Regions from separate parts of the Homo sapiens genome. Here region 2 is linked to region 1. The links are chromatin loops, found by intact Hi-C in ENCODE. Cell type or tissue: Calu3. All regions are shown on one strand. Links, peaks and the distances in the headings refer to the core of each region. The heading gives the core; the rest is flanking DNA. Region 1 has its middle 43 kb from the start of PRPS1L1. Region 2 has its middle 13 kb from the start of PRPS1L1.

What was found. A loop is a pair of places that touch in the nucleus more often than their neighbours do. Peaks named below come from ENCODE experiments on the same cell type or tissue, not always from the same donor. Only the 100,000 strongest peaks of a DNase experiment are listed, where the experiment ranks them.
Region 2: a loop joins it to region 1, with 2.4 times the contacts of the local background. A loop is called at or near these places in 3 of 110 quality-filtered maps.

What each region holds. Positions count from the first base shown.
Region 1 is chr7:17,982,012-17,987,399 of GRCh38, forward strand. No RefSeq gene overlaps it. Among named protein-coding and RNA genes, the nearest start is that of PRPS1L1, 43 kb to the right of the region's middle. In Calu3, for the core only: no CTCF peak of the experiment used is centred there; a DNase peak (open chromatin) is centred at 2,492.
Region 2 is chr7:18,037,959-18,043,346 of GRCh38, forward strand. No RefSeq gene overlaps it. Among named protein-coding and RNA genes, the nearest start is that of PRPS1L1, 13 kb to the left of the region's middle. In Calu3, for the core only: no CTCF peak of the experiment used is centred there; a DNase peak (open chromatin) is centred at 2,493.

The DNA of each region.
Region 1 (5,388 bases), core at 185-5,184:
TCACCATGTTGGTCAGGTTGGTCTAAAACTCCTGACTTCAGGTGATCCACCCACCTCAGCCTCCCAAAGTGCTGGGATTACAGACGTGAGCCACCATGCCTGGCTTATCTTGCACTTTTATGTTCTGGAGATAGCTTCTCTCTTTCAGCCTCTTAAACCAACCTCTTTTGTTCTGCAGTTTCTTCCCCTCTCTCAGACTTCATAGCATTGAAGAGTTAGGACCTTGCTCTGGATTAGGCTTTGGTTTAAGGGAATGTTGTGTCTGGTTTGGTCTTATATCCAGACCACTCAAACTTTCTCCTTATCAGCCAAAGGCTGTTTTGCTCTCTTATGGTTTCATGTGTTCACTGAGGTAGCACTTCTAATTTTCTTCTAGAACTTTTCCTTTGCATTCATAATTTTGCTAGCTATTTGGTGCAAGAAGACTAGCTTTTGGCCTATCTCAGTTTTCAATATGTTCTCCTTACTAAATTTAATCATTTCTAGTTTTTGATTGAAAAGTGAGAGATGTGTGACTCTTCCTTTCACTTGGCCTAATTTAAATGGTGTTGTGTCTCAGGGAATAGGAAGATACAAGGAGAGATAAAGAGCTGGAGGAAAGACCAATCAGTGGAGCAGTCAGTATACATACAAATTATTGATTAAATTGGCTGTTATATAGGCACAGTATACGTTGCCCCAAAATAATTACAATAACATGAATGATCACTGATGACAGACCACCATAATAGATATAATAGTAATGAATGTGTTGAAATATTGCAAGAATTACCAAAATGTGACATAGACATGAAATGAGTACATGCTTTTGGAAAAATGGCACCAATAATCTTGTTCAACTTGGGGTTGATACAGCCTTCAATTTGCAAAAAATGCAGCATCTGCAAAGAGCAATAAAGTGTAACACAATAAAATGGCGTATGTTTGTGTCAACGAAGATCTAAGCTTTTACAAGAAACTATCCTAAACCTATTAACTAAACACATTACCCTCGTAATCTTAGGAATTTCTGTATGTCAAATTTTCAGACAAATTTGAGTCTTCTCACAAAGTTTATTTAGGGGTTTTGTTTTGCTCTGTGAGCCGATAATACATTTAAGACAGGATATCAATTCAAAATTGTTTTGCTAATCTAACATTTTTCTCCACATAGCCCTCTTTGCTTGTCTAGGGTTTCTTTTTATCAGTTTCCTGAGCTGCTTCTTTTCTTCCTCTTCCTCTTCCTCTTCCTCTTCCTCTTCCTCCTCCTCCTCCTCCTCCTCCTCTTCCTCTTCCTCTTCCTCTTCCTCTTCTTCTTCTTCTTCTTCTTCTTCTTCTTTTCTTCTTCTTCTTCTTTTTGGTATCCAAAAGCAGAATGATGACTCACCTTAAAGAAGAATTTTTTCATTTGCTACATATTACTCAGAATAAAACTAACTCTCATATGAGGAAGTGACAGGAGAAATAGAAATCTCTTTCTCAAGGTAAACAAAACAAAATTTTAAAAAAGAAATCCTTGGTTGTCAAAGTTGCCAATCAAGTTTAGATTTCTACACCCATTTTACTATTCTTGACTTTAAACTGCCCATCAGAACAGACTCTGAGATATGAAGGGATACTTAATGCTCTCCTTCTTGTCCAAAGGATCCAATCAAGTCTGTTAGCAGTCAAAGAGACAGTAACTCCAAGCTATAAAACTCTAACCCACTGAGTATATTATGTGCTTAGTTTTGTCCAGATTTATTACCGTTTAGCAAATCCAGGTGCAGTTTATAAGCGAAGCTTTGTAAGGAATTTTCCATTGAGCAGTCAGTGTTGCATACAAGCAATTCCTGATTTTTAAAAGCCCATTTAACTTTCAGTATTACTAAACTTTAATACTGCAATATTAGTCAGGCTTATGAGAGCTAAAAAAAAGGAAGTCTAGTTTTCTCTTGTTTCCTTGGAAACAGGCAAAATTTTGAAATAAAAAAAAATTCTGAATGCCCTTTTAGTAGTATCCCATTTTGTTTTTTCACGGTCACTTCCAAGACCACCCAGATAAACAGCTTCAGTATCTTCTTCCTGCCCTAAGTGCCCTTTGTAGGACTCTTTCGGGGCCAATCCTGCTCTTCAAGGTATTCTCTGTTCCCAATAGTCCTATCACTCCTTCCTGAGTCTAACTGGATTTTCAGCCCCACAGCCTTCCTTTGGGTATTATGAGGAGTGCAATCTGATTGAATTAGTTTGAATTCTGTAATTCAAACTAGTGTGTAATAGTTTCTTCAGTTTCAAGTTGTTTACATTATTAAAGGAGAATGCTTCTTACTTAATCAGGATGGCCAACTGCAAGAATTTCATTCAGGACAACAAAATGAAATGAAATAAATAGTTTCTACTATAACATGAAGGAGTTAAACTGGATGACTTTTCATATTCCCTTTACCCCTGATGTTCTTTAACTTTATAACATAATAAGGGTTGTAAAAGGGAAGGATATTTCTGGCCACAGGGTGTCAGTTTCTGCAGCCTTTTTCCTCCCACACCTGGACTACCCAGACTCAGCTCAACTGTTGTCCTTAGGACCAATCTGGACTTTAGGCTGGAATCATGAAAGAAGCTCCAAAACAACACAAATATAATGCGAGTCACATATGTAATTTTAAGTTTTCTAGTAGCCACATTTTAAATAGTAAAAAGAAATAGGTGCTGGGTACAGTGGCTCACACCTGTAATCCCAGCACTTTGGGAGGCCAAGGTGACCTCTCTCTCTCCAACACCCCTTATAAAAAGAAAAAAGGAAATTTTATTTTATTTTATTTTATTTTGAGACAAGATCTCACTCTGTCTTCCAGGCTGGAGTGCAGTGACACAATCTTGGTCACTGCCTCCGGCTCTCGGGCCCAAGCGATCCTCCACCTCAGCCTCCTGAGTAGCTGGGACTACAGACACCACCACCACACCCAGCTAATTTTTGTATTTTTTGTAGAGGTGGGGCCTTGCTATGTTGCCCAGGCTGGTCTCAAACTCCTGGACCCAAGCAATCACCCACCTTGAAATCCCAAAGTGCTGGACGGGCTTGAGCCACTGCGCCTGGTCTAAATTTTTTTTTCATAGTTTATTTTATTTAACCCAATATATTCGAAATGTTCAACATGTAATCAATATAAAAATTATTAATGACTATTTTACATTACTATTTTCATAGTCTTTAAAACCCAGTGTGTTTTTTAGGCTTACAGCACATCTCAGTTCAGACTAGCAACATTTCACGTACTTAATAGCCACATGTGACTAGTGGCTACCTTAGTCACCAGGACAGCGTAGTTCTAGACCATGACTTTTGACCTCGGCTGCATATTAAAATCATTTGGGGACCTTTGAAAAGTGCTTACATTTAAGCTGAACCCCAGACTTTAACTTAGAATCTATTGGAGTAGAACCTGACCTCAGGGATTTTTTTTAAAAGCTATCCAGGTAATTACGATGGTTGAGTACATTCTAGATGAGTGTTTTTCAACTTTTGCTTACAACACTTGGATAGTTTTTGTTTTAAAGAGCAACATCTAGGCTCCACCAACGGAAAACCCAATTTTAATTAGTTTAGAATGGGTACTAGGCAAAAATATTTGTTTAAATTTCTCCAAGTGGTTACAACATACTAGCTGGGTAAAGAAGCATTGGCTGACACTTTTGAACTTAGTACTCTGTTAGCTCCTTTCTCCACAGTCTTCCTGATCAGCTGGTAACAGGCTTCTACCTTGTTTCCAAGACCCACTTCACAAACTATACCCTCAGCCTTTTACCTGGTTGCTTGTTTTTGTTCCTCTGCTTGACCCTACTTCATGTCTAGCTAGTATTCCATGTCCATAGGTCTGCAGTCCTTTGCCTTGCTGGGTTTTCTCTCGGGCACTAGAATTCTCCCTCGAGTACCCACCAGTGAATAGGTCACCTTCTGACACTTCCTTGTTAGTAGTTGTTGGCCTGTGGGGATTCCCAGGTATTACCCTTCCCTGGATTCTATATCTTTATGCTTGATTGCTCATTGGACACCTTCCTCAGACCACAATAGACTTCCCCATGCCCTGGGGTTGCCTCTACTACCACCTACTGCCTGTTTGTATCGACTCCAGGTGCCACAGACTTCCTCAGCCTTCAGCTGGGTTTATCACCGCAGCACGTGCCCCCCAACACAGTATTATATCCAGGTCATATATTCTCCTACTCTGCCCATTCTGATACAGCCAGACAGATTGAATAAAATCCCAGGAGAAGGAATGTCTCTATGATAAGGGCACATTTTATTGTCCCTCCTCCTTCCCTGAAAGCCCCCACTATAGTAAATCTTTTTGTTGTTGTTGTTTGTTTGTTTTTGAGATGGAATCTCTCTCTGTCACCCACCCAGGTTGGAGTGCAGTGGCGCAATGTTGGCTCACTGCAACCTCTGCCTCCCGGTTCAAGTGATTCTCCTGCCTCAGCCTCCTGAGTAGCTGGGACTACAGGTGCCTGCCACCACATTCGGCTAATTTTTGTATTTTTAGTAGAGACGGGGTTTCACCATGGTGGCCAGTCTGGTCTTGAACTCCTGACCTCAAATAATCTGCTAGCCTCGGTCTCTCAAAGTGCTGGGATTACAAGCATGAGCTTTGTAATCCCAGTAGTGGGATTACATTGAAATACCACTGTGCCCAGCCTAGAGTAAATTTTCTTCCACTGTGAATAAACTTTATAAATTTTCCCCTAGTACTGCTTTGTGCAGAAACTGTGTTCTTTCTCTTATGAGCTGCATCTCAGGTACTACTATAACCATCTACACACTAAACCAAGCTAGGAGCCTCGGGGATGCCTTTCACTTCTGTGTTCCCGATCTCCAACTGGTTATCATGTTTTTTAAAAAATTATTATTTTACCAAATTTCTCCATGTTATGACACACCCCTGCACTTATCTCCCTGCACTTAACTTTCCAGAATACATTGAAATAGCACACACTTGCTTACAACTTCTGCTGGTTCCCATTTGCTTACAAACTTAAGTACAAATTCCTAAGCATGACACACGGCAATAAAATTAGCAATGTATAATGCTGCCAGGACTGAGTTAAGAACTCCCATGTTTCAGCCTATCCTCAATCTTTCTTTTCAGCCTCACCTTATTATGTTTGTCTCATGCCTTCTGTCTAATCTTCTTGAACATGCACTGTGCATTCAAGAACTTTTCCCATGTTGCTGTTCCCATGTTTATGTTTAAATGGAGTAGCTATTCTAAAGTTCTGTGACTCTGTGTTTTTCCTCTATGGATCCTTAGGACTTTGTGCTGAATTACATTACTAGCACTTACTGGATGATTAGTTATTTATGTCTGTTTACCCAGTTAGAATGTGAGCAGACATTTCTTCTCCTTTCTGTGTTCTCCTCCCTGGCACATGCTA
Region 2 (5,388 bases), core at 103-5,102, 56 kb after region 1:
TTACACTGTGGAGTGTACTTTTGTTTAAAATAAATCTCTGCTTTTGCTGCCTTGCTTTGTTTGTGTGTTTTGTCCAATTCTTTGTTCAAAACATCAAGAACCTGGAAAACTACCCTTAACTGGTAACACTAACAGACACTAAATATGTATAATAAATATATATTCTACATACTACCTTCTAGTAATTCATCTTTAAAATGTTACTTGTAATTGTTGTTGACTTTAGCAGTTTACTTCACCAACAGTCAATTTTTGTATAAATACATTCTGCTTCATATCCTTATATGTTAATTTACTTCTTATCAATTCAATTCATGAGCTCTCATTTCAAACAAACTACAATGAAACATAAGAAACAGCTTATTAGTGTCAATCTGTTTTATTCCTTTTGTAGACATAGGAAAAGGAGGTTTTGCCAGTGGTTAAGCTAATACTTTATTTCTTAAAAATTTTCTTATTTTTAAAGCAATATTTTATTGTCACTAGTTCTTTTATCTGTTTGGAGTACAGAAAAATGGTGATTAATGATCTAAGTACTAGTAGAGCAAAATAGTTGATTTCTTATGTCCTTTAAGTTTTATCTAATTGCAGAGGGGCAGTTTGGTGTTGTGGATATGCACACAGACTCTGGTGCCAGACTGCCTGGGTTTGAATCCTGGCTCATTAACCTAAGATCTGGGTGACTTGGGGCAAATTACTTAACACATTTTTGCCAAATTTTACATCTGCAAAATGAATACAATAAGAGTCCTAACCTGTTAGGGTTGTTAGGATGAAATAAATAAATCAAATGTAAAGGATTAGGAACTTTATACATTATATATGTACCAGATACACTTTGCACATATAAGCTAATTTGTATACAGGATATAGATAGGTGTTGAAATTTTTTGAAAACTGATAATGGAGTCCTGGTCTACATGGGCACCCACTCCAAGTTCTTTTTTACTTGTCATTTATCTTCCTCCTAAAGGGGCAAGAACAGTGAGGTAGAACAGGTAAATTATCACTGTGTCCATTTCTCTCCAGGGAGTGAGAGTGAGCTGTGATGAGAGGGGAACACGCTGAAGGTAGCTCTTTTCTAAAGAGTTCATGGTTCCGTCGGTTTCCTCAAAGCAGGTGAGTCTTCACCCAAAAACTCTCCAGTCAGCTGAGAGTTGGGAAGGCACTGCTCAATCTGAAGTACAAAGTGAGGATAGAACATTCAGACTAATCAATAGGGTAGGGATCTGCAAAATCGAAAGCAGGACGGTGTGGCCTAAAGAATGTCAACAAAATGACCATGAGTGATGTGGTGTGAGACCGAAAGGAGCCTTTTTATGTTGTGCCTGGGAGGGTTTTCAGGTGAGAGTGAAGCCTGGGTCTATAGGTGGAGCAGGTTTTTATTTCCTTTCTCCATGGATTGAGGTGTGTTTACATTGACATCTTAATGGATCCTTGTAATAACAGGCTCTCTCCTCATGCAAGGATAGAGTGAGTTCCCTTTTAAAAAAGTTTGGTCATAAGGCCATGTGAAAAATTTCTGGTTAACCAAAAGAGGACAGTTTATTGCTTTCCTCAGTTTATCCTACAGGAATTAAGCATATTTTAAACTATAGATTAAAAAATCTTTTTAGTGTTTTAATGCTTACTTTTTTTTTTTTTTTTTTTTTTTTTTTTTTTTTGAGACGGAGTCTCGCTCTGTCGCCCAGGCTGGAGTGCAGTGGCATGATCTCGGCTCACTGCAAGCTCCGCTTCCTGGGTTCACACCATTCTCCTGCCTCAGCCTCCCGAGTAGCTGGGACTACAGGCACCCACCACCACACCCGGCTAATTTTTTTGTATTTTTAGTAGAGACCAGGTTTCACTGTAGCCAGGATGTTTTCCATCTCCTGACGTCATGATCAGACCGCCTCGGCCTCCCAAAGTGCTGGGATTGCAGGCCTGAGCCACACTGTGTCTGGCCAATGCTTACTTCTTATAACTCTATTTTAAGTCTCCATTTTTAGTATATTTTATAGCAATAAATGGTGACTGGGAAACATACTCTTCCTCTGCTGAGATTCTATGATAGCAGACTATTCCTCACAGCAAGACATCGCTGGAACATTCTGAATAAGAAAATATATGCCTTATTTATACATATCTCTGGGGAAGGAAATTCCATAGACCCTTTTGATGATTTTCTATTTTTAAAAATATAACTCATTTGGGAAATTCTCTTATATCTTGCTTAAGTCTCTCTGCTGAAGTTTAATCTCATTCCTGCTCATTCATTCCGCGGTAAAGATGGAGAGTAGCTGATATCATCCTCTTTATATACTTGAGAACCCTCATTTAAAAACCCCTTTGCTGAATAATCTCGTTTTGTCAAGGCCTTCATTATTGGTCACATTTTTAAATTCTTTGATCATTTTTACTGGCCTCCACATCTCTCTTAAATATCTGAATCTAAACAATTGAGCTCTTGTGGGTCTGACCAGTGTAGTATTACACTGGATGTGTCACTCCACATTCCTAATGCTTAACTACTATTTATACATTCCAGTATCATACATGCTTTTTTAAGAACAGTAAAAGCATTTCAATGGAGGCGATACATTATCTCCCAGCATTTATTTGTGTCGCAGGTAAACTAAGGCCATTTGAAAACACTCTTCCTTACACACACATACACACACACGCAGTGTATCTTTATGGTAAATTTTTTCTAATTAAACAAGTTCTTAACAGTTGTTAAAAAACAGTATTATGTTCCAGAGTGATTTGGGGTTAATTACGACTTATTACACGTTGAAGGAGAAAAAACACAAGTTGCAAAAAGGATGAAAATGATGGATTTTTAGTAATTCGTTGAATAATACTTATTTTAAAAAGCCAATGTGTCTGAAATAAATAAATGGCTCTTGAGTTGAATTGTTAGATTTCATCAGTGAGCTTCTTTTCATCTTTTCACTTGAAATGTGGCTTGTGTGCACAGTGTTTGTGTTTGAAGTCTGCATCTGTCATTAGTATAGTTAAATAAAATTGGGATAATTATGGTATGAAACTGAGACCAAAATTGACAAAGTAACTCAATGAAATCTAAGATTCCCTTGATTATTGTATTAGCCTTTCAGATAATTTCTTGAATTTATGATTCACTCTAAAGTGTACATGGCACAGATTTTCTTATTTTAATGGAATGTTTTCATGATAGGTTTGTGATGTTGCTTCATTGAATGATAGAATTTTACTTGCTTCTTTCACTTGTGGCTTTGTGTCTTTAAGGAGCTTCTTCTACCACTTTTAAAAAAACCTTGCAATCAGAGAAGATTGATATTAAATCCTTCTTTCCATCTTTACTCCTTTTTTTGCTGATGAAATCTTTGTTTACTTTTCATTGGGAGGTTTAGATTGTGGCCAACCACTTATAGCATACTTATGGTTTATTTATGATTCAAAACAAAATAAGACCAGAAATTAGTGAAACCTAACACTTGAGAAGTTTCATATGTTTGGATGTGCTCAGCTTATTATTTTTTCCTATAACTAAGTTACAAATCCCTGAGATGTAACTTATGTGCAAGCACTGTATGGGATTTCATGAATATTTAGTGTTTTGTTTCTATTTCTAAGTCTGTGAAGTTTCATAAATCAGCACTGTTTTTGCTTGGTTCCTACATAGCTGTGATTTTCATGCTGTCTCTTCTGTACTATAAAGGCTGAGTTTCACCCAATTTTCATACAAAATTAATTCCTAGTAGGTAAAAGATAAACTATGTTGGTCCAGTGTTAAGGGTTATGATTTAAGTAAAACAGAAGGGAAACTACAAATCTAAAGTTCTCCTTTAGGCCAGGCATGGTGGCTCCTGCCTATAATCTCAGTACTTTGGGAGATCCAGATGGGAGAATCGCTTGAGCCCAGGAATTTGAGACCAGCCTGGGCAACATAGTGAGACCTTGTCTCAAAAAATTTAAAATAAAATGAAGTTCTCTTTTAACTTCAAATCCTCTATGTTGTTTATAGGCTAGTAAATAGTGAGATATTATGAAGCGATTTCAAATTTCATGATCTGTAATACAAAATATTGGCTGGGCACAGTGGCTCACACTTGTAATCCCAATACTTTGGGAGACTGAGGCGGGCAGATCTCTTGAGCCCAGGAGTTCAAGACCAGCCTGGGCAACATGGTGAAACTCCATCTCTACTAAAAATACAAAAATTAGCTGGGTGTGGTGGCCTGTACCTGTAGTCCCAACTACTTCGGAGACTGAGGTGGAAGGATTGTTTGAGCCCACGAGGTCAAGGCTGCAATGAACTATGATCACATCACTGCACTCCAGCCTAGGTGGCAGAACAAGACCTTGTCTCAAAAAGAAAAAATAAATAAATAAATAAATAAAACCAAAATCTTACTACATATTTCCTGTCTGAAAACTCCACTGGCAATGTGTCCTCAGATTTCATAACTGAAAACATAGGCCCTCAGCCATTTTATTGGGGTGATATCTTTTCTAAACCAGTGACTGCCAGTGTGGCCAATCATCAATGTTTTGAAAATATTTATTTCCATTCCCAACCCCGGGAATTTTTTTTACTCAGTAGCACTAGACCAGTGATTCTCAAACTTGGCTGTGTGTTAAAATCACCTGAGGAGCTTAAAAAAACCCTGATGCCTCAGCCCTGACCCCAGAGATTCTGAGGTATGTGGTTCTGGGTCACCCTAACCCTAAGAGCTTTTCAGGTTAATGTCCAGCCATGTTTGAGAACTATTACTGATGTAGTTTGGCTCCATTTCCCCACTAAAACCTCACTCGAATTGTAATTCCCATGCATCGAGGAAGGGAAGTGATTGGATTATGGGGATGGTTTCCCCCATGCTATTCTCATGATAGTGAGTGAATTCTCATGAGATCTCACGGTTTTATAAGTGGTAGTTTATCCTGCATGCTCACACACACACACACTCTCTCTCTCTGTCTCTCGTTTGCCACCATGTAAGATGTGCCTGTTTCCCCTTCTGCCATGATTATAAGTTTCCTGAGGCCTCCTCAGCCATGCAGAACTGTGAGTTAATTAAACCTCTTTTCTTTACAAATTAACCAGTCTCAAGCAGTTCTTTATAGCTTCATGAATACAGTCTACTACAAATACTCTAAACTATACAATATTCAGAGTTTCCTGTAGTGAATATTGATTTGGTTTACAATTTGACAATTTCATTACCATCTTCAAATATTTCTCTTTTTTTTTAACTTATAAAATGACACTGATGAACCCTGGGAGAAGCAGAGGCTGACACCTCCAAGCAAGTTCTGGCATAAGGAAATGTCTGAGCCTGTTTACCTTAGCAGGATAAATACATGACTTCTTTAAGAAGTATTACAGAAGCTTCTTCCCACTAGATGGTGAGCCTAAAGGCAGGG